2 separate regions of the Homo sapiens genome follow, and region 2 is linked to region 1. Evidence: read pairs that join two places in POLR2A ChIA-PET (ENCODE). Cell type or tissue: Panc1. All regions are shown on one strand. Links, peaks and the distances in the headings refer to the core of each region. The heading gives the core; the rest is flanking DNA. Region 1 has its middle 14 kb from the start of H1-4. Region 2 overlaps TRIM38 (tripartite motif containing 38).

Region 1 (5,382 bases), core at 172-5,171:
AATCTGAAGCCAAAATACTTGTGATTTTTTTTCAGCTCTGCCACTCACCAAATGTCTGATGGGATTAGTTACCTGCCATCTCAGAATTTCTCTTCTGTAAAATAAGGTAATAGTACCTCCCAGAGTTATGAAAAACTATCAAATGAGATGGCAGATGAGAAAACACTATATTCCTTGTAAAACCTGACAAATATGTGCAAGATTATATAAAGACTGTCTTCTGTCCATTTTCAAATGTGGAAAAGTGAAAGCAGGACAGGATGTTGGGATTTCTGTCAGAGATTTGCTGGCTTCCACCTGCAGAAATTGAAGTAATTGGGGTTCTTACACCTAAGTACTAACTGAGTCTGGTTGCAGTTTGCCCCCATGGCTACATGAAGCTTTTAGAAGAGTCAGCATGGTAGACATGGAATGTTGAATGGTGGTGGAGTGTACCCACACACCTCCCACCAAGTCAGCTCCAGGTTCAGAAGCAGCAGCCCCAGTGGAAGGCATGCGTGTTTGTAACTCAGCTGAGCCACCTTTCAAGAAGCAGAGGCTTTCCAAACAGGGATGCCCCCTGCTTTTGGTTCAACTTGACTTCCTACCTTCAGTGAGGACATGGAGAATTCATCTAGACTGGGTACCTGAGCAAACTTGGCAGAGCAAAGAGAAATGTGGAAGGCCCTAGGTAGACAGGCCCTGTGGAAGGAAAGAATGAAAGAGGACAGAAAGAAACTCCCATTTTCTTTAGCACAGTCCCTTCAGATTAAGGATGAAGAGGCTGGGGTTCTGAATTGGTTGGCCTTAGGTAATGGTCACAAAAACAAGTCAATGGCTTTTCCACATCCGTACATTGAGATATATTTCTGCCCTTGGTATTCATTTTCTCTGACCTCCAATTAAAGATCTATGCGTCATTTTAAAGCCTTCCTTCCTTTCTACTCTGTGGTCAGCGTAACATTGGTGGTTTGAAACTGGCCATAATAGCAGCATTTACATCATGGGAACTAGCATATGTTACATCAGGGTTTTTTTGTTTTGTTTCTGGAGAGCCAGTAAACATACATCGTCACACCACTTAAATATTCTCTGCTTAAATATTCTCTGCTCCTTCCTGGTAAAGATAGCCTCATCTCTCTCTCCCCACTCCCCAACTCCATCCAGCACGTGCACATTGGATCACTCTATTGTGCTGTTTTCCTACCCAGAAGGGCCCTGTCTCAAATGACCCCTACGCTTCTGGTCTGATTTAAGTTCCATACTCTTTCCTATGAGGTGTACCCACTGCATATATTTCTATGTTGTTTCTCACCTTCCCTGTTTTCATGTCTGCTCTCCAAATTTTATGAGGAAGCCTAGAACACTCTTTTTGGAGATACTCATTCGCTTAAATATCACTTCAGTGAGGCCCTCCATTGACCATTTTCCCACTCCCAGAGGGGCAGGGAGGCCTTCTGAGAAAGTGAACATGGTCTGGTGGATAGTGATGCTGGGAACGTGAACTGTCAGCAACAGCATAGCTAGGAATGCAGTGAGCAAAGGCACTGTGAAGACACAAGCAGAGCTCTTCAACCAATGACCCCAGGGACTTTCTCTGGGTTGCCTGGCAATGAACTGGGAACAATGGCTGCTTCTTTCCCTGTGGGAGGATCAGCCAATGTTCCCAGGTGCTGGAAGGCTGGCTTTCTCAGCTGACACCCACACAGAAAATGTTTATTCTCTTTATCAAGTCTGCTCTCATGCTTTCTCTATGAAAAGGAACAGCCCGGGCTGTGTGTGGGTCCCTTTCTGGAGCACAGCCTCTCTGTGCATCAGGCTACCCCCTTCCTGGGCTCAGGGCTCTGTAGGCTGCAGGAGAACAGGCACTGTGTATCTGCAACCCTCTGCCCACTAGTTCCAGCTGGCACAAGCAACACTGTGCCTGCTGACAAGACAGGCAGAAGCCACGAGAGGAATTAAATTACCTCCGAAGGTGGTAGACAGTGAAAATGAGTGGATATAGGCTTTCATTAAAGGGCTAGGATTTAACTTCTTAATCATTATTCCAGTCACCTTGTATCTCATCTTCTCAAATGCTCTTAATGAAAGTCACAAACCAATAGCTCTCTCTGTAATTTTCCATTTATGCCCCCCTTTCTGTTGTCCATTATTTGTCCACTATCTCTCTTTCCTCTCCATTTAACATTAGCTATTTTTAAAGCAGCACTTCAGAAAAGTTTCTTTTCTGTTTTGCACTGGGTAGTGTTGAAATATGTGGAGGCCCTACTGCCACATGCCACAGATGCCCCAGTGGCAGTCAGTCATGTAGGACCTAAGAGTTGAGCTCCTGGTTTCTGGTGGGCCCACATTTGTGTCATGGTGCAGCATATGTGGACTGGTCGTCTGGCTCTGTGATCAGGAATCTAACTTTTAGCTTGGATCTAACCTTTAGTTCAGAAGCTGAGCCTCAGGTTGAGATCGATATTCCTTGTTGCCCAAATGTACTGTAGTTTGCTATGCTATCCAAACTACATGTAATTGATCCATTTCTAAGCTCATTCACGTGATTCAGTGAATACAATTCTTTCCAGGGCTGTTAGGCCAAAGGCCTCAAATCCCTATGTGGGCCTCTCCACAGGAGAGTGCACCACATGGCAGCTGACTTTCTTCCAAAACAATGAGCAAGTGAGAGGGCCCAAGAAAGAAGCCATAACCATGTGTAACCTAATGTCAAAAGTGACACAGCATCATTTTTGACATATTCTATTTGTGAGAAGCAAGTCCCTAGGTGCAGCCCACAGGAAAGGAGATAATACCAGAGGATGAATCCTCAGAGGCAGGGATCATCCTGGAGAATACCTGCCACACTGGGTAAATCGCAACCTGTGTAAAACAAGGCAAAACTGTCTTCTTGATCTGACATCCTTATAAATGGAAGTGCACCTCTGTGTTTTCTAGGGCACTTTGCTAAGTGCAAGTACAGGGTCACATGCAGGTACAGGGTCACAATCTAAAACTGCAGAAATATTTGTGGTGTTTGAGTTTCTGTTTGTTTCTATCACTTGCCCATTAACTCTCTGATGCTGCTGTATCTCACTGGAAACTACATCTGCCAGGTTTCCTTGCTCTCTAGTTTCCAGTAGATTTGTCCAATGGGTGTCACTGATGGACGATCATGATGGGGCCAGAGTATTTCTCTTCTATTTTGTTTCCTGGGGCTTCTCCAGCCTCCTTGGTACTTTGACTTTAGTCCTACCACAGAGCCTTTCTCCTGGTGGTCTCAATTCTTGCCTTACCAGCCTGCGCTCTCCCTGCTTGACTCCAGCATCACCTCTTCCCTTTGTTCCTAGAGGACAGAGGTGGCAACTTTCTGCTGCAGCTTATCTGTGGGTTGCCCTCACCCCCTCTCTTGGGTTTCTCAACTCTTTCATCACCTGTTTATCTAATTACCTCTATTTAATTCCTTCTATATGAAATCCCTAGAGTGGACTGTACTTGTACACTGACAAACAGTAGGATTGAATGAACATTGGCCTTTCCTGAGCAACTCATGTACAGAGAGCACGGTTTGGAGTGTTTGCTAGTCCTAAATGTCAGACTTGGTCCTCATGCTGCTGGAAATTTAGAGGATGGTCACTTCTTCAGGATGTACCTTCACCACTCTGGGCTTAAGTTTCTTGTTTTGTAAAGTGGGAGGATTTGTGATATCTGTGGTCCCTTAAATCTCTGAATATTAGGGACTCTAGAATTTTTCCATAAGGAAGGTTTAGGAACTGCATGCTGATTGAGAAGTGGTGGAAGCATTTTATATGAGACTAGCGTGGGACGGTGAGGAGAATAGTAAAAAATAAGAAGGAAAGGAACAGAAAACCCAAAACCCTAAATTGTCCATATTCCAGAAGGTAAGTGCCACTGGTGGACACTATGAAGAAAGCTAACATGAATCATGCCATGACTTCATAAAATAAGTACATTATCTCACAAATCGCTTCCTGTTTTATATTCCACTCCCTGCTTTCTACCTCACCCCCAAATCAAGGAAGGGTGCTTAGGAATAAAGTTCTAGCCTGGGCAACATGGCAAAACTCTGCCTCTACAAAAAATACAAAACTTAACAGGGCATGGTGGCATTCACTTGTGATCCCAGTTTCTCTGGAGGCTAAAGTGAGAGGATTACTTGAGCCCAAGGGGCGGAGGCTGAAATGAGCCGAGATCATTCCACTACGATCCAGCCTGGGCAATGGGAGTGAGACTCTGTCTCGGGGGGAAAAATAGAATAAAGTTAACAAACAGGAAAATAACATCTTGTTGGACTTGGGATAACAATAATTTACAAAGAATGGTAGAATTCGTTACTAGAAAAGTCTCATGAAGAGAGGCAGCTATCTTAGCTGTAAGACCATGGGCAATTGACATCTTTGGGCATGATTTTGTTTTCTGAAAAATGGTTTTAAGAGTATAAGGGTTATTATAAGGACTGAGTATTTGTCAAGTGCTTAGAACAGTATCTAGCACATAGTATCTACTCTATAGTAAATTTCATGAATATATTGCAATAGTCTAAATTGTCATCCACTACACTTATATTGTAACTGACATAATTTTTTTTTTTGAACATGGAGTCTTGGTCTGTCACCCAGGCTGGAGTACAGTGGCACAATCTTTGTTCACTGTAACCTCTTCCTCCTAGGTTCAAGCAATTCTTCTGCCTCAGCCTCCCTAGTAGCTGGAATTATAGGCGTGCACCACCACACCCAGCTAATTGTTTTTGTATTTTTAGTAGAGACCGGGTTTCATCATGTTGGCCAGGCTGGTCTCAAACTCCTTACCTTAGATGATCTGCCCACCTCGGTCTCCCAAAGTTCTGGGATTACAGGCATAAGCCACCGTGCCTGGCCATAACTGACAAAAATTAAACAGGTATATTATACTGAAAACATGTTCCTCCATTAGTAGTTCTAAGCAAACGTGCCTCCAAAGGCCAAGGAAACTGAGAGGCATAAGAAGGATGATGAAAAATCAAGAAAGAAAATTTTAATAGGGACTTATAAACAGAAGCCATGTCTTCCATGGCATGTAGACAACTTGGTGAATTTGCCTACCTGCCATTACCCCACCCCAAACCCCAGGGCTTATAGATCACAGGGAATTTGCCTAAGGGCAGGATTTATAGTAAGTATGTGTTTACAATAATATCAAGATTGTTTTGACTTAAGGGCAGGATTTATGGTAAGTACAGGGAAGTAGAAATCTTAGAGGCATTCCCAGAACTGGGATTATTTAGAAGTCAATACAGCAGATTAGCATCTAAGATTGAGTTACTTTAGTCTCCACACTAGAAATTCAGAGACTTCATGTAACAGCAACTATGATTAAAAAAAAAAAAAAAAAAAAGGCTGGTGATCACCTAGAAAATAGAAT
Region 2 (5,382 bases), core at 141-5,140, 160 kb before region 1:
TTTGAACTCATGTAGGGAATGAAAGAAAGCTGCAATTATCCGCCAACTGCATTTAAAACAAAACAAAACAGAAAAATCAAAATAACATTGACTCTTCCAACCACTGACATGTTGTTTAATAATCTAAGCGGCAGTCCTGGAGGCTACCAGACTTACTGAGTTCTACCTGAGAAACAGCCAAGCAAAGTGTGAGAGAAGGGTTAAGACTGGCTTACAATGAGATGCTTCAAATGAAAAGGGAATTATGAGTAAAATTGAACTTTGATGGGGGATTCAGTTCTGGAAAAGAATTTGGTATTTTCCAGTCTGCTAGGACCAATTACCTTGAAATATTTTAAAATCTCAGTAAATAGTTATTGCTGAAATGGCTGTTGGCAGTTCTTATTATGATTCAGAGAAGAGCAAATAGACCTTAACTTCATTTTGAAAAAGACCAAATTACCATACCCGAGTGAGTAATGACAGGACTACAACTAAAACATAAACAACATTAATGATGACCATAAAAAGTCACAAAATTGCTAAATGTTATAATTTAGAGTTGACATAAAAATTGATGGCCAGGCATGGTGGCTCACGCCTGTAATCCCAGAACTATGTGAGGCTGAGGCAGGTGGATCACTTGAGGTCAGGAGTTCAACACCAGCCTGGCCAACATGGTGAAACCCTGTCTCTACTAAAAATACAAAAATTAGCCGGGCATGGTGGTAGGGGCCTGTAACCCAGCTACTCGTGAGGCCAAGGCAGGAGAATTGCTTGAGCCTGCAGCAGCTGCAGTAAGCCAAGATCATGCTGTGCCTCAAGGAAAAAAAAAATTAATGTTTACTGATATTTGTTGAAGTCCTACAACATCACCTCTGAGAATAGGAGAAATGAAGCAACAGTTGTGTCTAGATGTCAGAGGCATGGCTGGGCCTCCATCTCTGCCTAAGGGAGATATAAAAGAGTTCAAACTATTGCCCATGTTCCCCAGGGTCAGAAGTTCTAATTATGATGATAGAGGCTGGGTTGTAAGTAGTAAGTGAAGGGTAGCAGAATATGCCATCTTTGGCATAAGAAGTATTTTGAGTTGAAGACAATTGAGAAAAAAAATAGATTAAAAACAAACAAACACCTCTGCCCTCTCCCTATTTGCCTAAAAGCAGGATATGAAATTGTGAAGGTGTCTTCTTACTCGGGGAAGAACAAAAGTTAGTCACCAGAGACTTTAGACTCTTATCAGCCTGGACATAGCACCAGAGAAGTCTTTTTTTTTAAAAAAAAAAAAAAAAAAAGGGAAAGAAAAAGTTGCCTTCCCACAATTTACTGCACTAGAAACTCAAAGTCCTTTTCGTCTTCCTTGTCACTTAAAAAATGTATTCTTTTCTTAAAATGCTATATAAGCCCAAGTTCTAAATCCTCTTTTGAGTATTCATCTCAGTACTCCCCTGTGTTTGTACAATGCACATGCTTTGTTTCTGTCTTGTCAATCTGTCTTTTGTTAGTCTACTTGATAGGGCCACAGATGGAGAACCTAAGATGAATAGAAAAAAAAGATTTTTCTCCCCAACAGAAGGATTATCGCCAGTTGCACTTGTTCTATATACCCGTAGTCTCGGTATGCTGACCCAGACTTGGGTAATAGGACCCAGTGGGTAACCGAGGAACCCCACCTTTGTGCAGGATCAGTGAAGATGTAATCTGGATATTCATAAGCTCTTCTCTACCTCTTGGCATCCCACAGTCCTGTGTTAATGTAAGTGTGGTCTTCCCCAGAAAGGGGAGGCCTCCCTAACATTGTTAAAGCCTAGCATATGCTGCTTAGAGGAAATTCTATATCCCTAAGCACTTAGATTGCTGAATAAGAAAGAATGATAATAAAATAAACAATTAAATAAAAGTTTTAAAAAATGAATAAAATAAACCTGTGGAAACTATAAGGAAGGCCAGAAGAAATATAAAATTGGAGATTAATTGGGGTGCAGGAAAGTTATGGAAAGAATATAAGTCCTGCTAGATAAATCATTAGCTATTTTAATAAAGAATACAGAAGAAAATAGGAACAAAAGAATATATACTGGAATAATTTTGAGAGTAATTTGAAGAATTAGATGCAAATAAATTTGAAAACCTTTAAAAAGAAACCAATGGCCTAACTGACCCAAGAAGGGAAAGAAAATCTAAACAGACTGATAAATACAAAATGAAATTCAGACACTTACAGAGCAGCCAGGCATGGTGGCTCACACCTGTAATCCTGTCACTTTGGGAGGCTGAGATGGGAGGATCACTTGAGGCTAGGAGTTTGAGACTAGCCTGGGCAAGGCTCCCATCTCTAAAAGAAAAGAAATTAGCTGGGCATGGTGGCATGTGCCTTAGTTTCAGCTACTCAGGAGGCTGAGACGAGGATTGCTTGAGCCTAGGAGGGCAAGGCTGCAGTGAGCCATGGTCATGCCACTGAATTCCAGCCTAAGTGACAGAGCAAGACCTTGTCTCAAAAAAAAAAAAAAAAAAAGTTACAGAGCTCCAACTAAATAATGTGGGGAACAAAAGAAAAAAGAAGATGATTTTATGGCTGATTTTTTTTTTAAGGAAAAGCAATTCATGTACCCTTGAAGATTAGATTAAGTTCTATAAAATAGCCCAAAATGACAGTGGCTGAAACAAGTTTATTTCTCTCCCATTTAAAGCAAGTCTAGATGTGGAAGTCTGGGAAGCCCAGAAAATCCAGGTCTTGTTTGTGTATGGAAACTCCAGAAAATCACAGATTCCTTCCAGCCACCCCTCAATTACCCCTGGGATCCAAGAGAGCCACTAAAGTTCCAGCCATCATACTCACAACCCAAGTTGTAGGATGGAAAAAAGGACACAAAAGTAGGGTGAAGAGCATGTGTGCAACAGCTCTCTTTTACTCTAGTGTCCTAAAACCTATCATAAAACCTTTGGCTTGCCTTGCATTAGCCAGAATTTAGTACATGGCCACACTTAAGAAGTCAGAAAGATTAGCTTTTTTTCCAGGGTAGTTGGCTGAAAATCAGGAGTTCTCATATTAAAAAACAGAGAAGGGACATCGAATAGATGACCAACAATCTCCTTCACACTCATACTATTTAAACTGTCCTAGTCAATGACCAAAAAAGAAAAGCCTACAAACTCATTGATATAAAAGCTTAACAAAGGTACTCCCCGCCCCCCGCCCGCCACACACCATCCCCAAAAGGAAATTTCTAATCCAATTAACAGTCTTAGGTTGGGCTGCTGAAACAAAATACCACAGCCTGAGTGACTTAAACAACGACAATTTATCTCTCACTGTTCTGAGGTCTGAGTTGATTCTTTGTGAAGGCCCTTTCCTAGCTTGCAGATGGCTACCTTCCTGCTATGTCTTCACATGGCAAAGAGAGAGCTAGCTTTCTGGTCTTTTCTTATAAGGGACCAGTCCCATCATGCCCATCATGAAGACTCGATCTGCTAGGATCTCAACTAAACCTAACTATCACCCAAAGAGCCCACCTCCAAAGACCATCACATTGAATGTGAGAGTTTCTACATATGCATTGTGGGAAACACAAACATTTACTTCAACTGTAACTATTGAAGCAAAAATGTCCCCCCACCATAGACATCCAGCACCACAGTAGTACATTTATTACAATTGAACTTACATTGACACGTCATTATCAACGAAAGTCTGTAATTTACATTAGGGTTTATTCTTGGTGTTGTGCTTTCTATGGGTTTTGACAAATGTATAATGTCATGTATTCACCATTATAGTATCACAGAAGTTTCACTGCCCTAAAAATCCTGTGTTCTGCCTTTTCAACACTTCCTGTCACCCAATTTCTATCAACTAATCTTTTGACTGTGTCCATAGTTACTGTCTTTTCTAGAGTGTCATACAGTTGTGAAGCAGGAAGCAGGAGTGAACTCCGGAGGCAGGGACTTTACTCCGGACCAGATTGAAGACTAGCCGAAACAGGGACGAGGTTAAAGCACCTCTCCATAAGACACGCCCACCAGCGCCATGTCAGTTTTTCGTTGCCATGGCAACAACAGGACATTATCGACTTCTTTCCTCTGTACCTACTCCGAAGTTACCACTCTTTTTCTAGAAATTTCTGCATAATCCCCCTTAACATGCACTTAACTAAAAGCAGGTATATTACTGCAGAACTGCCCCTGAGCTGCTACTCTGGGCACATTACTTATGGGTTAGCCCTGCTCAGCAAGGAGCAGTACCTGTTCTGCTGTTGTACACTGCTGCTTCAGTAAAAGTTGCTAACACCACCACTTCACCCTTGAATTCTTCCCGGGCTAAGCCCTAATTTTTGGCTTGCTTGCCCTGCATCAGTTGGAGTCATATAGTATGCAGTCTTTTCAGGTTGGCTTTTTAGTAACATACATTTAAGTTTCCTTCATGTGTTTTCATGGCTTGATCGTTTCTTTTCTTTTTCTTTTTCTTTTTTCTTTTCTTTCTTTTTTTTTTTTTTTTTGAGACAGAGGAGTCTTGCTCTGTTGCCCAGGCTGAAGTGCAGTGGCACTGGCTCACTGCAACCTCCATCTCCCAGGTTCAAACGATTCTCATATCTCAGCCTCCCGAGTAGCTGGGATTACAGGCTCACGCCACTATGCCCGGCTAATTGGGGTTTTCCCATGTTGACCAGGCTGGTCTCAAACTCCTGGCCTCAAGCAATCCACCCACTTCGGCCTCCCAAAGTGAATGCATTTCTTTTTAACTCTAAATAACATTCCATTATTCAGAAGTACCACAGTTATCCACTTACCTACTGAAAGACATCTTGTTTCCAAGTTTTGGATAAATTATGAATAAAGCTGCTATAAACATCTATGTGCAGGTTTTTGTGTGGAGATAAGTTTTCAATTCCTTTGGATAAATACTAAGGAGTGTGATTGGTGAATCTTATGGTAAAAGTATGGTTACTTTTGTAAGAAACCACCAAACTGTCTTCCAAAGTGATTGCACATTTTGCATTCTCACCAGTAATGAACAAGTTACTATTGCTACATATCTTTGCAACCTTTGGTGCTGACAGTGTTCTAAATTTTGGTCATTCTACTAGGTATGCAGTGGTATCTACTTGTTTTAATTTGCAGTTCCCTAATGACATGATGTCAAGCATCTTTTCATATGCATACTTGCATCTGTGTATCTTCTTTGGTGAACAGATGTTCAGGTCATTGGCCTGCTTTAAATCAGGTTATTTTCTTACTGTTGAGTTTTAAGTATTCTTTGTATATTCTAAAAATATTGTTCTTCATCAGATCTGTCTTTTGCAAACATTACCTGCCAATGTGTGGCTTTTCTTCAACACTTCTTTGTAAATTTGCAAGTCCTTTGAGAAAAGAAATGCACCCAAAGTATTAATTTGGCAATCTCAT

What was found. Peaks named below come from ENCODE experiments on the same cell type or tissue, not always from the same donor. Only the 100,000 strongest peaks of a DNase experiment are listed, where the experiment ranks them.
Region 2: POLR2A ChIA-PET joins it to region 1 with 10 read pairs; 6 of 35 experiments call an interaction of 5 or more read pairs at or near these places.

Annotation. Positions count from the first base shown.
Region 1 is chr6:26,139,931-26,145,312 of GRCh38, forward strand. No RefSeq gene overlaps it. Among named protein-coding and RNA genes, the nearest start is that of H1-4, 14 kb to the right of the region's middle. In Panc1, for the core only: no CTCF peak of the experiment used is centred there; no DNase peak of the experiment used is centred there; H3K27ac peaks cover 659 bases.
Region 2 is chr6:25,984,039-25,989,420 of GRCh38, forward strand. It overlaps TRIM38 (tripartite motif containing 38), which reads left to right. Exons shown (of 8, transcript NM_006355.5): 8 at 1-5,382. Among named protein-coding and RNA genes, the nearest start is that of LINC02980, 5.9 kb to the right of the region's middle. In Panc1, for the core only: no CTCF peak of the experiment used is centred there; no DNase peak of the experiment used is centred there.